2 separate regions of the Homo sapiens genome follow, and region 1 is linked to region 2. A link is an interaction called in ENCODE POLR2A ChIA-PET data of the cell type or tissue named here. Cell type or tissue: OCI-LY7. All regions are shown on one strand. Each heading gives the region's core, and the rest is flanking DNA. Links, peaks and the distances in the headings are about the cores only. Region 1 overlaps LPP (LIM domain containing preferred translocation partner in lipoma). Region 2 overlaps LPP (LIM domain containing preferred translocation partner in lipoma).

Region 1 (9,199 bases), core at 305-8,304, 69 kb after region 2:
GCATTATTATTATTGCTATTATTATTTTTTAAAAGAATCCTTATAGTAAAGAGAGCCAACATTGATTGAATATATGTTCCTTGCCAGAACTTGGGCTAAGTGCTTTATTATAAGTTATCTTATTTAATTTTCACAGAGACCTGTTGAAGTGTAAGTTTTAGCTTTCTGTTTCACAGCTGTGGAAACTGAGGTGCTGAAAGGATGAAGAACTTCCAAAAAGTCGAAGATATTAAGCAGCTGTATTAGTCTTCAGATCCTGATATCTTTCTCATAGTTATTCTGATATGCCGTATTAAGTTGCAGAATTGAGGCCGGGTGCAGTGGCCCCAATTTTTTTTTTTTAGTTATTCTTATTTTCTAATTATTTTATATGCTCTCTCTCTCTCTCTCTGTCTACTGTCAAATCCCGGCACTATGGGAGTCTGCAGTGGGAGGATCTCTTGATGCCAGGAGTTTGAGACCAGACTGGGCAACATAGTGAGACCCCATTTCTACAAAAAAATGAAATAAAACAATTAGTTGGTCATGATGGTGTACACCTGTAGTCCTAGCTACTCAGGAGGCTGAGGCAGGAACATTGCTTGAGAGTTCAAGGCTGCAGTGAGCTATGATTGTGCTGCTATACTCCAGCTTGGATAATGGAGCGAGACCCTATCTCTAAACTAAACTAAACTAAACTAAACTAAACTAAACTAAACTAAACTAAACTAAACTAAAAGTAAGATAAAATAAACTTACGGAGTTGGAACATTGCAGGCTATCTATCTGGCTTCCCTGCCCTGAATTCATCGTTCTCTTTGATGTGCTATTGTCCAACATTTCTTTTTTTTTTCTGTTTTTTTTCTGTTTTCTGTCTTGCTGTCACCCAGGCTTGAGTGCAGTGGCCTGATGTTGGCTCACTGCAACCTCCATGTCCCGAATTCAAGCGATTCTCCTGCCTCAGCCTTCTGAGTAGCTGGGATTACAGGCACCCGCTGCTATGCCCGGCTAATTTTTGTATTTTTAGTAGAGACAGAGTTTCACCATATTGGCCAGGCTGGTCTCGAACTCCTGAGCTCAGATGATTCTCCTGCCTCGACTTCCCAAAGTGCTGGGATTACAGGTGTGAGCCACCGCACCAGGCCTTTCCAACATTTCTTTAAAGAAACTAAAAATTAATTTGAATAAGTAACACAAAAATATAGTTTAAACTATAGTATAAAATTCAAAACTATGCAATGACAAGTACATCTTTATTTTATCTCTTTACTTCTCCCACCCAGAGGAAAGTATAAGTTCTTTATATATCCTTTTAGAAATAAACTGGGTATAAATAAGCATGTGTATACACACACACACAGAAACACACACACAAACACACACAGATATGTATTTATATTCCAGTGTATATAAATACATTTATATACATGCCATTTATATACACATTTGCATTTCTGTTATTAGCGACTCTAAACACCATTTGAAATGAGCCGTACCCATTTGTAATTCCGTTTTCTGAACTGTCCTTCACTTCCTTTTCCATTGGATTGCTGAATTTTTGCTTATTGATTTATTACAGTTAAGAAAATTAACTTGTAGTCTGTGACAGGAATTGTAATGCTTTACCATTTTGCATTTCTTTTTTAACTTGCAGATTAAAATAAAAAGTTTTATATAGTTAATCCTTTTTTGATTTTATGTTTCTTTGATTTTGTGTGATGCCTAGAAATGCCTTCCCCACTTTGTGATATTTAAAAAGAAATTTCCAATTTTTCTTCTAGTTATTTCTTCTGCTCTTTCTCAAATCTTTGAACCATTGAAATTTTATTTTGGTAAAAAATGTGAGGTTAGGATTTATTTTGATATTTTTCTGGATCTGCATTTCTAAACACTGTTTATTGAGGAGTCCATCTCTTTCACACTGATTTGAAAAGCTACCTTTATTGTATATTAAATTTCTTAATACTTAAGTATTTAATACTTAAGAACACCGTGGAATACTATGCAGCCATAATAAAGGATGAGTTCATGTCCTTTGTAGGGACATGGATGAACCTGGAAACCATCATTCTCAGCAAACTATCGCAAGGACAGAAAACCAAAGACCGCATGTTCTTACTCACAGGTGGGAATTGAACAATGAGAATGCTTGGACACAGGAAAGGGAACATCACACACTGGGGCCTGTCATGGGGTTGGGGGACGGGGGAGGGATAGCATTAGGAGATATACCTAATGTAAATGACGAGTTAATGGGTGCAGCAAACCAACATGGCACATGTATACATATGTAACAAATCTGCACGTTGTGCACATGTACCCCAGAACTTAAAATATTAAAAAAAAGAAAAAAAAAAGAATTTGCATCTATTTTTAGACTTTCTGTTCTATTCATCTGTCACTTCATGTGTCATTATTATGCTTTCAATTATTGTAGCTTTATAATATGTTTTATTATCTGACAAAGATTCCCCATTCCTATTAGTTTCTCTTTTTCAGAAAATTTCTGGCTTTTAATGCCTGTTTATTTTTCATTGACCTTTATAATGAACCTATCTAGTTCTGGCTGGGCGTGGTGGCTCACGCCTGTAATCCCAGCACTTCGGGTGGCTGAGGTGGGCAGATCACTTGAGGTCAGAAGTTCAAGACCAGCCTGGCCAACATGGTGAAACCCTATCTACTAAGAATACAAAAATTAGCCAAGTGTGGTGGCGGGCACCTGTAGTCCCAGCTACTCGGGAGGCTGAGGCAGGAGAATCGCTTGAACTGGGAGGTGGAGGTTGCAGTGAGCCAAGATCCCGCCACTGCACTCCAGCCTGGGTGACAGAGTGAGACTCCGTCTCAAAAAAAAAAAAAAATAAAATAAAATAATGTAAAAAAGTTCTGTTGATATACTTATGAGGTTTGCTGGGTTTATTTGTTAGCATTACATGCTATACATTGTAAAAATGTTGATTCTTTTTCTTGGAATACTAATGCCTTTCCATTTGTTGAAACCTTCTTTGATGTTCCCAGGAGCACTGAGATTTTTCTTCATGTAGACCGTGCCTGTTTCTAATAAGTTAATTTTGTAGATATTTTCTACTTGCTCTAGTTAATGTAATTATTTTCTATTTCATTTAATTATATGTGTGTGTGCCTCTGTGTTTGGGGTCTGGATTTCAGTACATTGATTTTCTGCTCAGCCACTTTACTGAATTGTCTCATTATTTGAATAATTTTAGATAAATTTTTTTTGAGTTTCTAGTTAAGTAAGTATATTATCTGCCAATAATTTATCCTTTCTTTCCAATTTTTACAACACTTATAGCTTTCTTCTAACTGTACTAATACCTCTAGAATAGTAAATATTAAATAACTGTGGTTGAGTAAATGTCCTTCTTTTGTGTCTGAGTTTAATGGGAATGCTCATAATGTTCCCTGTTACTAGTGACATTGGCTTTCGATTTGAGAAATGTATTGTGTTGAAAAGTATCCACACTTATTTTGATAGTGTTGTTATTGTTGTTGTTTTAATTGAGACTGGTTGTTAAAAGGTTATCTAGCTTTTTTTTTTAAAGAAACTTTGAAAGTAATCATATATTCTAAAAAAATTTTATGTTTTTCTCTTTTGTCCTGTAAATTTGCTGTAATATATGAATAAAATTTTCAAACATGAAATCTTGTTAGTATTCTTGCTAAAATAATTATCAACTTGTTCATTGTTTCTGTATTATATATTTTTAGTGTTGCTAGATCCTAGAGATCATTAATATATTAATGATCTGTGCTTCAATTTTCATAAGTGAGATTATTTGAAAATTCTGTGTGTGTGTGTGTGTGATCGAGACCATCCTGACCAAAATAGTGAAATCTCGTCTCTAATGAAAATACAAAAATTAGCTGGGCATGGTGTCATGCGCCTGTAATCCCAGCTACTCGGGAGGCTGAGGCAGGAGGATCGCTTGAACCCGGGAGGCAGAGTTTGCAGTGAGTGAGATTGCGCCCCTGACTCCAGCCTGGCGACAGAGAGAGACTCCATCTCAAAATAAACAAACAAACAAACAAGGAAGCTTTTCTTTTTTCTTTATTTTGAAATAGTTTGATAACATTTACATGGGTTATTTCTTTAAAATATGGTAGAATTCCCTTGTGAAAATACCTTCACTTATTGCCTTTTTTGGAGTGAAGAACGGAGTGAAGAAAGTTATTTCTTTAAAATATGGTAGAATTCCCTTGTGAAAATACCTTCACTTATTGCCTTTTTTGGAGTGAAGAATGTGTTTGCTCTTTAAAATTTTTTACATTTTTTTTCTGTAGTAATTGGACTAATTAGCTTTTATATCTATTCTGTGATTACCTTTGTTAAATTATAGTTTTTTTAGGGAAGTCACCTATTTCAAATTCATTTGCATGGTGTAAAATAATTTCTCATGATTGTTTTCATTTCCTCTGTATTTATGGTTATATTTCACATTATTATTTAAAGTTTTATGGATTTCTGCTATGTGTATCCATCTTTCTGGCTAAAGCATCAGAGTTTAATTTATTATTTATTTAAAAAATAGCTTTTGCATTTATGTGTTGGCTCTACCACTTTGTAATTCTTTATTTTCTCTTTAAAATCTTCAATAATACCTTCTACTTTTTCTAGGTTTATTTTGTTGTTTTTCTCATTGTTTGAACTTGGCTCTTAATTTCCATATTTTTATTTCTGCTTTTTTATTCATATAAATAAGATATAAATTTTCCTGTAAGAGATGCTTATTTGTATGCCTTAAGTTTTGCTAAATAGTGTTTTTAATCTTATTTTTTAGTTATTTGACTATGCACAGGTTCTTAAAATCCCAGACCCATTAGAATGTAAGCTTTGTAGGGACAGGAACCTTGTCTGTTTATTTATTTTGGGTCTACCGTTGTGCCTGTCATATATTTCTTAAGCACTTGCTAATGTGCTTAAGAAATGCTTTTGTGTGAATAAATAAATCTCCAGGGAATTATGGAATTTGTGGCTGATTCAGTCCTGTAACTCTAGTTCGTTTCTGCCTCATTTGGATATTCTCTCTAGGTATCTACTAATGTGTAGGAATAAGAACATATTAGACATGCTTCAAATTACCTTTTTAGGTCATGATATTAATAGATTTATTTTAAAAGTCTACATAGTTTTTCTCAAATCAAGTATACCTGGGTAAAAATGTCTTTCTAAAGATTAGCCTGTCTGGGCGCGGTGGCTTACGCCTATAATCCCAGCACTTTGGGAGGCCGAGGCAGGCAGATCACCTGAGGTCAGGAGTTTAAGACCAGCTTGGCCAACATGGTGAAACCTGATCTCTACTAAAAAAATACAAAAAAACCAGCCAGGCATGGTGGCAGGCACCTGTAATCCCAGCTACTCCGGAGGCTGAGGTAGGAGAACCATTTGAACTCAGGAGGCGGAGGTTGCAGTGAGCCAGGATCGTGCCATTGCACTCCAGCCTGGACGAAAAGAGTGAAACTCTGTCTCAAAAAAACAAAACAAAACAAAAAAAAGATTAGCCCAATCTATTTCTAGCTACTTGGGAGGTTGAGGCAGGAGGATCACTTGAGCCTAGAAGTTTGAGGTTACAGTGTGCTATGATCATGCTACTTCACTCCAGCCTGGGTGACTGACCAAGACCCTACTGGAAGAAAAAAAAAATAAGAATTGCTCAAGAAAAAATACAGTTGAGTAGAATTAGAATGCTAGCAGTGTTGCAATAGCAGAGATCACATGATGCCCATGATGTTTGTGACCTTGGACACTTTAGGCTAAATTTTGCACAGAAGCCCAAGTCCAGGATAGAAATGATAACGATGAACCTGCTGTAGTGCAGGGAAAGATGCAGAGCTGGGGGGAAGCCCAAACCCCTACTGATGGCCACTTTTTCTTCTGACCTCTTCCTATGTCTCATTTAAAAACCAGTAGCTTTACTTCGAAAACTCAATTTTCAGATGAGAATCAAAACAAAAATGCAAAGAAGGCAAATGATTCATAAAAGTTGCTGAGTGAATTAGAACTATAATGTGGGACAAACACTCCGCCTTTCTGTCTCTGCAGCTAGTGGTATTTCCAGGTTCCCAGGGAACCTCCTGTCCCTTGCTCCACTGTGCATTTTTAGATGGACCTGATATTTGGTTACCTCCCTTGTCAGGCCCAACAATCCTTGCTAAGGCACAGACTTGTGTATTTGCTGATCCCTGAGGGGAAAGCTGTGATTCAGGCTCTGAAGTCTAAGAATTGCAGACTTAGTTTCTTGTCTCCCGATGAAACTGCTAATCTGGGTGCCAATGGTGTTTCTGCTACATGGACACCTGCCCACACAGCATGATTAGAAATTATAATGATGACGACGATGAGTCTTCCAGGACACCCACGTTCTTTGCAAGATATTTCTGCTAATCGTTTCTACCAGAATCAGTTGGAAAACTTTTTTTTTTAAGTTTTTTTTTTTTCTCTGTATCTAAGTCAACCAAAAATGCTGGTCTAATTCAGGTATAGATTAAAGGTTTGTCCTCACCATTAATGGTGTGTTATTATTCATGCAGGGCATCCTAGAACCTTGGGCACATAGTGTAATGGAAAGCACGCTGGGCCAGGGAGATGTGGATTCAGGCTTGAGCAGTGCCAAAAATTTTCGTTATGGCCTTGGTAAAGGTGATTTCCCATCTCTGTGACTTTGTGTCTCCTTCTGTTAAATGGGCATTCAAATCTTTTGTACCTAACTTATTAGGGCCCTGATAATCAAATTAGCCAATAAGTAAGAAAATGTTTTCTTAACCACACTGTAAATTAAGAGGATTCATATTGAAATCACTTTTCCATTATTGCTGTCTTAGCCTGCTAAAGTTATATTTAGTGTAGTGCAACTAAGCAGGGTTGTGAGAGCTGGGAAGGTAGACTGTTGTATTGGGCAGGGTCAGGGCAGATAAAGGACCAAAATAATGCCTGAAATGCTGTATTAACCTGCTCTACCTTGAACTGCTGTCTTGAATTGGGGGGAAAAATGAAGCTCTGAGGGGATGGTGCACAGGGAGAAAAGAGAGAATCTCAGGAATTGAAAGTCTCAATGGAGAAGAGGTGGGAGAAGAATAGGAGGCTAGAGTGAGGGCATGTGATCGTGGAGTACCGATCTGGAGACAAGAGAAGAAAGTAGAAAAATGCCAGCACTGTCTTTGGACCCTGTGTATCTGGAGTGTGGGAGGACAGGCAGACACAAATAGAGAGGCTCTAGGGAAAACAGCATTCTCATAGAAGATCCTTCTCCACAAAAAGCCCTCCAAATGTCCTCCAGGAGGGTAGAAGCTGGTTTTAAAGCTCCTCAGGGTCAGGAAGATCCTTCTCTTATTTTTCTTTGCATCGTGCAGTTTAATTTAGCACAGTACTTTGCTCACAGCACTTAAAAAATTATTCTGGGCCTTGCTTTTTAATTTTAGGCCCAAATACCTGAAAAAATGTTCAGGAGGAATTCTGATAAGAAAGAGCTAACTTAGGCAATTCCATTTCTTTTTTTGGTTCACTGTTTCCTCATCTGAAAAGTGTTGGGCTCCATGACGTGGTTTCTATGACACTCAGTACCTTTGTTGAAGAGAAAACATTTTTCTAAAACTAGGATTTCCAAAAAAACAAAAAAAAAAAAGAAAAACAAAACTCATGAATATGTGGATATTTTTGTGATAGTGATGAAGGTTTGGGAATGGAGTAGAATGTTTCCTAAAGTCCTTTTCTTTTAGCAGAAGACTTGAGTTTGTAAACTCGGCTCATATAATTTCAGCTTGCCTGTCTACCTTCCTTCCATCTACCTACCTACCTACTTACATAAGTACCTACTTATATATGGAGAACACGGTGGAATTTAATTTTTCTTATTCTTTTCGACTTTGGTTGGCTTGGTGAATCAAGTAAACTGTGTTGAAGAAAAACTAACTTTTGAGGGAAAAAATTGAAAAAAAATTATGATTCTTTTTTTTTTTTTTTTTTTTTTTGAGACGGAGTCTCGCTCTGTCGCCCAGGCTGGAGTGCAGTGGCGCGATCTCGGCTCACTGCAAGCTCCGCCTCCCGGGTTCACGCCATTCTCCTGCCTCAGCCTCCCAAGTAGCTGGGACTACAGGCGCGCGCCACTACGCCCGGCTAATTTTTTGTATTTTTAGTAGAGACGGGGTTTCACCGTTTTAGCCGGGATGGTCTCGATCTCCTGACCTCGTGATCCGCCCGCCTCGGCCTCCCAAAGTGCTGGGATTACAGGCGTGAGCCACCGCGCCCGGCCAAAAATTATGATTCTTTGAAAAGGATTTTTCTCAGGTTAGTTTATATAGTTTCACAGATGCTTGAGATAAGGATTAGAAAGTTCAGACACTGAATCTCCACAGACCCCTGTGAATGTGTTGGCTAAGCACCTTGTCTTCTCAGGAACACACACTGGAACAGACTTTCTTTCAGTAAAACAGGGCCAGAATAGTCTTTGAAACATCCAACGGTGGTTTGGGAAGAGGATTCTCTATATAATGCCTGTCCAAATACAGAATAAAAATTTTCAACAATTAGCAAAAATGTGGATTTTTCAGTTACCAATTCCTTATTTGGCACAGTTGGTCTTTCTCATCTTATTCATTCATTCATTTATTTCATTTTATTTATTTACTTTTAAAATACTTGTTTAATTCACCTTTCTTGCTCCCATTGAGCCTTTTAACTAATCAAATGCATTTGAAATGCTATTAATTTATGATAACAGTAAGACCCAAGACATCACTTTATGTAATATCTTGTATTGTAGTTCATTGTTGTCAGCTCTTTTTCTGATGGGGTTTTGATTTAGCTGGAGGCAGTTTAAGGGTGTTCATTCCCCAATAATGTTTGTCTGTTGAAGCTGGTGAGCTAGACTAACAGTACAAAGAGTTCCTGTGTACCCTTCACCCAGCTTTCCCTGATGTTAACATCTTATATAACCAAAGTATGTTTAAGCAAAGAAATTATCATTGGTGTAACATGACTAAAGAAGTGATTATATCTTTTATTGGCAGTTTTCCAGTTTTTCCACTAATGCCTTTCGTTTTTTTCCTAGATCTAGTTTAGGATGCTGCTGTGCATTTAGTCATCCTGTCTTCTTTGTCTCCTCCTGACTGTGGCTATTTCTCAGCCTTTCCCTGTTTTTAGGACCTTGACACTTTTTTAGTGTAACGGTCAGGTATTTTGAAGAATGAGTGTCTTGCAACTTGAGTC
Region 2 (9,199 bases), core at 789-8,788:
AGCTAATTTGTTTCCTGCTTGTATCTGTAACTGATGTACTTCATGTGAGACCGTGTTATAATATACTTGAGTTCTCCTTGGCCCTCTGATTTCTTTTCTTTTTTTCTTTTACTGAAAAATAAAAGATTTCCTTCTCTCTTCAGACCTACAGCTTTCTCATCTACATGGACAACCTATTTTTAAAGAATCTTCAGAGAGTCGTTGACTTTGTTATAACTACTACTATATACGTAATTTCAGATGATAGAATTGAAAATTTAACTTGTTTTTCTAGAAAGAGTTTATTTTCCCTATAACTTCAAAGAGTAATGGTGGGGAGTAGGACATTCTGAAAATAAGAAGAAACATGTCAAATGAATTTCTGACTTCCAGCTAGGCATATGGAATAAAGGTCTTTATTCCAGTGACCTCTGCTCATTGGAAAACTTTGGGCTGGTAGATTTCATGATTCTGACGCTGTATGTCCTCTTGAGTTACAGTGAGTGATGAGGCCAAATCGCAGGGTGGATGATGTGCTTTTTTTGGGCTAATAGGTGTTAAGGAGGCATGCTGTCCTTTGGCGTTAAGACAGATCATTTCCTCAGTTGGGTAATGTTTAAGGAATCCACTAAATCCTTAAATATATGGCACACATAAGGAATGCAGAGCTTTTAGACACTCAGCCTTAACATGGGTTATTTTTTAGCATGGCTAATGGCTAAACTTGATTTCTACTGGGTTTGTTCAACCTATTTCTAACTTATAGGTAAAAGCCTGCTTTTTATCCTCTCCATCCTCATCACCTTTTTAGTTGTGTCTCTGCTTGATTCTTCTTGCATTCAGGTCTATATTGTATTATAAAAAGAAAGAGAGAGACAGAGAGAGAGAGAGAGAAGGAAAAGAAGAAGGAAAAAAAAACCACACACATTGAATGGGAAGGCAGGAGAGTAGAGCTCTGACCCCAGCTCTGTCATAGCCACCTGTGTGACTATTTGCAAGCATTTTCATCCATTCAACAAATACACACCAGGTACTGGAGATACAAAACTGTGAAAGACACGGTTCTTACCCTCACCACTTACAGTCAGGAGTAGAGAGTTAGGTACACAAATAGAATGTGAAATCACTTCTCCTTTCTGGGTCTTCATTTTACAAATGCAAGAGCCAGAACTGGGCCAGGTGATCATCAAGGTCCCTTCTGAGGCTAACATGCCATCATTCATGCAAAATTCATTAAACATCTGATAATCACTTACCTAAGTGAAAATTAGCAAACATTTCCCCTTTCTCCTTAGTTTGTAGGGGATGATATTGAAGACGAATGAGGCGATGTCTACAAAATGCTTTAATAAGCAAGTTGGAGAAAGAGATTATGTAAGTTTGAGGCATTATGATTAATGAAAAATGAAAACAAGGGCTGATGTTTTCAGAGAGAGAACAGATGGTTCCTTTGTTCAGAATTTGAGTATAAAAAAGAGAGGAAGAAAAGATACTTGCTATATTGTTTAGGCCCTGAATGTGAGTAACTTTAAAATGCCAAAACAATCTGGTTAGGAAAGTCCCATAGATTCAAAATAGCTCTTACAGTGATCAAACTATAATTAATATAACAAAAAAAAGACAGAAAAATACTAATAAGAAATGCCACAGTGACAGCTGACACAACCTGACAAAAACTCCTATTTTTACAACAACTCTAGAAACTTGATTTTTTCTGTTCTCAGGAGTTATACCACACTGTAAAACAAACTAGTGAGAACCGATTTAAAACTGTTTCTACCGTTCCCCCTACCCCTCAGGTTATTTTAGTTTCCCATGACTCATAAAGGAAATCTTCAGGATTCACAAGAAATTGGCAATTCTTTTCCATCTTTGCTGTTGAGTATTGATAGGAAAACAGCATAGTTTGGGGCAATTTAAGTAGAGAACAAACCTCCGGGGGCTTGGGGTGGTGTCTCAGAAGGCCGGATCTGGGAAGGGCCTTTGAAAAGCTTGCACGGAAAGCTGCGAAATAAATCGTTTCTTTTTCTCTTTCTTTACGTTCTAAAATCTCGTGATCTGTTTCTACAATACACAGGCTAATTGATGTTATCCTTTTGGCATGATTCTTGCTGTCCTGGGGTCTATCACTTGCAGGCTATGAGAATGAGGCCATAGACCACCACACTGGCAGCACTGAGCAAAAGGTGCTAGACCCTTCTGAGTTCAGGTGCTGTGTAACTGGTGCTGTGATTGGACAGGGTGACTAACCTCAGTCTCTCTGGGTGTAATTTCTTCACTGTGGAAAGAGGAGGCTAACTAGAAAGTTCACTCTGACACTAATCTGAGTTCAGGTCCACATCTTTTTTTTTAATTAATTATTTTATTTTTAAAATTTTTATTTTTTTGAGACAGAGTCTCGCTCTGTCGCGCAGGCTGGAGAGTAGAGGCACAATCTCTGCTCACCACAACCTCCACTTCCCGGGTTCAAGCGATTCTCCTGCCTCAGCCTCCTGAGTAGCTTACAGGTGCCCGTCACCACGCCCGGCTAATTTTTGTATTTTTAGTAGAGGTGGGGTTTCACCGTGTTGTGCAGGCTGGTCTCGAACTCCTGGCCTTAAGATATCTGCCTGCCTCGGCCTGCCAAAGTTCTGGGATTATAGAAGTGAGCCACTGCGCCCAGCGCACATACAATTGTAGGAAGGCTGAGAATGGCTTTTAATTTGGGAGCGTTTAAAAGCAAACATGCTTCCTCAAGACAACAGTAACAAAAAATTGACATCGTTGAGGTGGGAACTTCTTTAATGCTACCTGAGCCTCTTGCTGAAATGGTTCTATGCAGTTTTGCATAGCTAGGAGTGGTAAGCTCATTCACAGACATGGAAGAGGCAGAGTGGGCTTAGGGAGAGGCACCAGTCTAGTGGTCCAACTTGGGTTCTGGGTTCCAGTCCTGCTTCTGCTACTAACCCCATGAGACCTTGGAATGCCCATCTCTAAGGTTTCTTTCAGAGCTGAATCACTGTTTGGTCTGTGATTCATCAAAGCAATTAGAAGACTATGCCTCTCCTTCAAGACCAAGACTTTGGTCAGAATACTCCCTAGGGACTTTCTCACTGTGTGTGGCACTCTTCTCTATTAGACGCTTTATTCATTCTCCATTGTATTAGAGTCAAAAGTATGATTGTTTGTTGTAGAGGTGCCTTTTCCGTGTCATCTCTGATAATCTACCCCTCTCTCTCTGAGTAACCTAGGCTTTTAAAACACATCTCCTTTGGCTTAATCACACTGCCTGGTGTCTACTCAGCATTATGTGTTTGTTGTCTGCCCTGAACTGTGAACTCAGCCATGTCCTGCTCATTTCTGAAGCCTCAGCATGTACATCGGTATCTGGTTCATGGTAGATTTTCAATGAATCTGAGTGAATGAATGATGGATGAATGATTTTGTATCTCCTTACTAGGCATATGTTCCTTGAGGGCATGGACCGTGTCTAATGGGTGGCTACCTAGTGTCTCATTCTTGGTCCGTTGTTAGTGGTGATTTTTGTCCTCTTCTTTGCACTCATCATTCTAGGCTTGTATTAGGGTAAATTGTTAGCATAATTCTGCCTTGTTTCCCACCCTGCCCCCGCCTTTTTTTTCTTTTGAAACAGAGTCTTGCTCTGTCACCCAGGCTGGAGTGCAGTGACACAATCTTGGCTCACTGCAACCTCTGCCTCCCGGGTTCAAGCAATTCTCCTGCCTCAGCCTCCCAAGTAGCTGGGATTACAGGCACCCGCCACTACGCCTGACTAATTTTTGTATTTTTCATAGAGACAGGGTTTCATCATGTTGGTCATGCTGGTCTCGAACTTCTGACCTCGTGATCTGCCTGCCTCGGCCTCCCAAAGTGCTGGGATTACAGGCTTGTTTGCTTTTAAACAGTTTGTGGGCAGGGATGGTATTTTCTTATGATTCTATTCCTCACAGATCCTGGCCCAGAGCCATTAGCAGAGAAAATTCTCAGTAGATGTTTGCTGACCTAAACTTCATTCCACCACCTTTGCCTTCCTTTTGCCTTTTCACCTCCTCTTAGAAGGTACCTTATATGATAATGTCACCTATGCAATAAAGACCACAAAGTAAATTTAATAAAATAGAAGGCATGCTTCCCTCTTTTCTAACCCCACACTTTTTTTTTTTTAAGATCAAAATAACGTTGCATTTGTGTGTGCCCTGCTTTTATTTATTTATTTCTTTTGTAGACACGAGGTCTCACTATGTTGCCCAGGCTCTCTCCAACTACTGAGCTCGGTGATCCTCCCACCTCGGCCTTCCAAAGTGCTAAGATTATAGGTGTGAGACACCACACCCAGCCCAGCCCTGCTTTCACAAAAAACAAAATAATGATGAATATATTGTACTACCCTCACTGTTTTCATTTGTCTGTGAATGCTTTTTATTTTATCAGGAAAAGGAAAAATTTCTGTTTCTTGACTGTAATTGTTGAAATGTATTTTCAAAGTTTTTTACTTTATTTTTGGACTGATACCATAAAATCGTGTGAAATGATGTGAGGATTTTCTAATGGAGAAATGACTTAGAATATCCCTTGGATGTCCTATCTGCTTTTTAATTGTTTTATCATCCCAGACATGTTTCTCTATTCCTGTCTATTCTTTTATCTGTAAAATGAGGTTATTGAACTAGATGCTGTCTACAACTTTTTTTTTTTCTTTCATTAACATTAAATCTCTGGTACCTGAGAACATTGGGATCAGGCTGATATGTCTAGGTGTCTATTTCTTTGGTCTACCCTTCAAGTAGGAATGAAAACCCATAGAATTTCTGTAATTATCAGCCTCAATAACTTTCTAAAGCCTTTAGGAAGCAGATACCCTGCAATTTATCTCACTAATTTGTTTGTGATTAACACTCTCTGCCCCTTCTCATATCCCAAGCTCAGTGTTTTGATATTTAATTACAGGGAATTCTTTCCTCTTCATAGATGATATAGCAATTGTATTTCATTTCTCTTATCTGAAATCTCTGCTGACTTTCCATGTCTTATGAATTTAAATAGTCTAAATAGGGCATGAGATCTTAAATATTCCTTCCAGTTTCTACATTTTCTATTCAGCAACAACATTTTCCCTGGAAAAGGGTGAAAGCCTGTGAGTCCCCCACAGGGCAGGAGCACTGAATACACCCACATTTTCCTACCATCTGACATAGATGAGACACAAAGTAGGGACTCAGATGATTATTTAACTGAATCAACTGGATTCCTTAATTCTCACAATATTATCCTTCCTAATTTGTAAATAGGGAAATGGAGGCTTAGTCACACAAAATATCTTGTTCGAAGTTACTAATCAATTAAGTAACTTAATAATTTATTGACATCTGAGGCATTTCTCTCTTTCTACAGCCTCAGACCAGAAATGATGGGATTTCAGCCTTCTTTTCTTAGAGATTGGTGAGCCAAGACCTGGAGAGAGAACTCTGGTTGTCTTAAGTCACCCAGATGAACTATTAATAGAAAAAGAATTCTACTCAGTCAGTACTTAAAAGCTTGACATGTTTGTGTGGAGACCTGTGTGTGACTGAGTTCAGATCACTCTAATTTCCTGGGCCTCACTTGACCCATCTGTGAAATGGGGTAATGAGCTCTTTTCGGCATGAAGGCAAGGAACTGTCCAGAAGACCTCTGGAGAATTCTTCTTACCCTGAGATCAAGGGTTCTGTGAGTAGTACAACTCACACCCAAAGTCTTAGTTGCAGGGCACTTTAGTGGGAAAAAAAAAAAAACGCTGAGGCTATTTTTAGAGCCTTCATCTGGTTATAGACTAGTTGGTAGGAGAGCAATACCTTTGAAAAGTTAAGAAATAGTTTTATACACTGTGTTAAGGATGTTGTCAAAACTAATACTTGTGTATGCAAAGACTTTAACATTTATTAATAATTTTTTCTATAGATTGGTGAAATTGGTTTGTAATTTTTGTCATTTCACTTTTGTGGAAATTGAGCAAAAGTGAGAGATAAAATGATGTGATCAGGCTGGGTGCGTTGGCTCATGCCTGTAATCCCAGCATTTTGGGAGGCCAAGGTGGGCGCCTGAGGTCTGGAGTTCAAGACCAGCCTGGTCAACATGGTGAAACCCTGTTTCTACTAAAAATACAAAAATTAGCTGGGCATGGTGGCACATGCCTGTAATCCTAGCTACTTGGGAGGCTGAAGCAGGAGAATCGCTTGAACTTGGGAGGTGGAGGTTGCAGTGAGACGAGATTGCGCCATTGCACTCCAGGCTGGGCGACAGAGTGAGACTCCATCTCAGAAAAAAAAAAAAAAAAAGATGTGATCAATATCAATCTAAGGACACTGTAAAGCAGCAGAGGATTGACGATTTTCCTAAGACTTAGTGGATGTAGAAGAGTTTAAAATATTCTAGCCTAGTGGTTTGCAAACTTGGCCACATATTAAAATCTTCAGAGGAACTTTATGCTACAATGCTCATCTCAGTCACAGTGTCTGTGGGTGAGACCCAAGCTCAGTTACATTTTAAAGCTCCCGAGAGTTTAGAACTATTGATCTAGTCTTGATTTCGTATCAATTTCTCTGATGGTATCTTGCTTGACATCTTACTTACTGGGCTGCATTTTTGTGCTGTGTCTCCCTGACACCCAAGTGAAAACTGCTGGATGAACCGAAAATTCACCCAAACAACGTGAATGTAATGGAAACTCTTGAAAAGGCTTACAAGCCTTGAAGTAAATGTTGGGCGAAGGGAGCGAAAGGGTTAGCGTTTTTTTGCATTGGGACCTGCCTTCTTTTTATGCTTCTAGGAACGTTTAAAAATGAGAGCAAGGAATATATTTCATTGCTTTAATTGTTCAAGGTCTTTTAAAAGCGTGTGCAATAAAATGCCTTTTAAGATAACTGACCTTTGTATTTTAATGCTTTTTGGAAGGGAACAATACCTAGTGTTCAGCTGCAGTATAACTTTATATATATATATATATATATATATATATACAGTCAGCAGAGCTTGTTTTGGAATCAGAGGGCTGAGGGTTTTGCTGCCTTCCCAGATATTTTACCTGTTTCTGTTTCAACATCAAGTTCCATTCAGTTGATGTTTCTTGACCTCATAATGTCTAACCTTTATATCTTTGTTTTTTCCCTTTCCAAACTTATCCAAGAAGGAGACTTCAAGGCCTGATTCATTAATTTTTCCTTCTGCTGGGAACTCAGGTGTGTGGTGGAAGGCAGCACATGTGACCTAATCTATATTTTGACAAAGAAGAAAGCTCCCTGCCCTCCCTTGCACCAGTTCGTTTGGTAATTTTTAATCCCAAAAGCCACTGCTAATACGTTTTTAAAAATTGATGCTAGCTATTACGTTGTTAGATAAAGCTCATCTTCCAACTCTAAACTTGCTCTTTCTAAAAGTGAAATAACACTCAGGTTGCAAACATAGTGAACTGGAATTTCAGAGGCTTGAACTGACCTACAAAACTTGTAACTGTAGCTCTAGTTATACATCCACTGTGGTCTTGGACATGTGAGGTGTTTGTCTACCCTCAGGAGTTTTAGAAGAAGAAATTTTATGGAATTGCTTTCCATATTAAGAAATTAAAATAGCCAGGTGCTATTTTAATTTTACAGATTCACAACTGTAATCCCAGCACTTGGGAGGCCGAGCAGGGAGGATAGCTTGAGTCCAGGAGTTTGAGTGGAGTGGTCAACACAGCCGAGACCCCACATCTACAAAAAATTTAAACATTAGCTGGCATGGTGACTCATGCCTATAGTCTCAGCTACTCAGGAGGCTGAGGTGGGAGGATCGATTGGGCCTGGGACATCAAGGCTGCCGTGAGCTGAGATTCTGCCACTGGGTGACTGGGCCTGGGACGTCAAGGCTGCCGTGAGCTGAGATTGTGCCACTGGGCGACAGAGCAAGAGTGTCTCGAAGGAAGGAAGGAAGGAAAGGAAGGAGGGAGAGAAAGAAAGAAAAAAGGAAAGAAAATATACAAAAATCTTTGTGTAGCTCTGAAATAAATATATATATATGTATGCAGTGTATATATTATATGAAATAAAATTGCTTGTGCTTAATTTATTTTAAAATCATGTTTGAAAATAGAGCTAATTCTCAGTTACTACATTTTCCCCTCTCCTCTTTCTGATGGTTTTTTTCTTAACTTTTTATTGTAAATGATTTTAAACTTATTTAAAAAGTTGCAAAATAAGCATAGTCCAATATAGCCATATACTTTTACTCAGATTCGTCTATTGTTAACATTTTATCCCATTGGATTTATCATCCTCCCCCTTCCTCCCTCCCTTCCTCTCTTTCTCTGTCTACACACACACACACACACACACACACACACACACACACACAGTCTCCCCCACCCCATATATATATATATATATTTTTTTTTTTTCCAGAAGTATTTCAGAGTAGGTCACTTATATCATTGCCTCTACCCCTAAGTACAGTGTGTATTTCTTAATAATAAAAAAAATAAAGATAGTCTCATCATATTCACAGTATGGTAATCAGCTTCTGTACATTTGACACTGATTCAATACTTCAGTCTACTGTCTGTACTTCTCCTTTGTCAGGTGGCTCAGTTCTGTCCTTGAAGAAAACTGCTTTTTCCCATTCAGTGTACAGTCCAGCCTAAGGTCAGGTAGTGCATTTAGTTGTCAAGTCTCTTTAGTCTCCTTTGATTTGGAACATTTCCACAGCCTTTCTTTATCTTTTATGGCATTGACACTTTTGTTCTCCCCCTTTACAATTATAGTATTCCTCATTTTGTATTAGTCACTGGTTTCTTCATGTTTTGATTCAATTATGCATTCCCTGAAGGAATATTACAAAGATAATGTGTCCCTCTCAGGGATCACATCTGGAGTCTTATGTGTCCATCTCTCCGTCATTGGGGATGTTAATTTTGAGCAACTGATCAAGGCATTGTCCAGTTTCTCCACAGTATAGGTATTCTTTCCTTTGCAATTATTAAGCTATCCATGGGGAGACACTTTATTCTTGCTCCTTATCAAAATATTACCCTACATTTTTTCCTAAACCAGCATTTACTATGATTGGTGCAAAATTAGGATTCCATGTTACTACTCTCTTCACATTCATCATTCAGCATCCTGCGTTCTACTGTATGCGGGAGCCCCTTCCTTCTCCTCCCTCCCTCCCGCTCTCTCTCTCTCTTTTCCTCTTTCTTTTCTTTCTTTCTCTC

Evidence for each region. ChIA-PET counts read pairs that join two places held together with the same protein. Peaks named below come from ENCODE experiments on the same cell type or tissue, not always from the same donor. Only the 100,000 strongest peaks of a DNase experiment are listed, where the experiment ranks them.
Region 1: POLR2A ChIA-PET joins it to region 2 with 13 read pairs; 4 of 35 experiments call an interaction of 5 or more read pairs at or near these places.

Annotation. Positions count from the first base shown.
Region 1 is chr3:188,310,815-188,320,013 of GRCh38, forward strand. The region is part of intron 2 of LPP (LIM domain containing preferred translocation partner in lipoma); the gene reads left to right. Among named protein-coding and RNA genes, the nearest start is that of FLJ42393, 140 kb to the left of the region's middle. In OCI-LY7, for the core only: no CTCF peak of the experiment used is centred there; no DNase peak of the experiment used is centred there.
Region 2 is chr3:188,241,528-188,250,726 of GRCh38, forward strand. All of the region lies in intron 2 of LPP (LIM domain containing preferred translocation partner in lipoma), which reads left to right. Among named protein-coding and RNA genes, the nearest start is that of FLJ42393, 68 kb to the left of the region's middle. In OCI-LY7, for the core only: a CTCF peak has its summit at 2,099; DNase peaks (open chromatin) are centred at 1,104, 2,164 and 3,064; H3K4me3 peaks cover 3,561 bases; H3K27ac peaks cover 4,524 bases.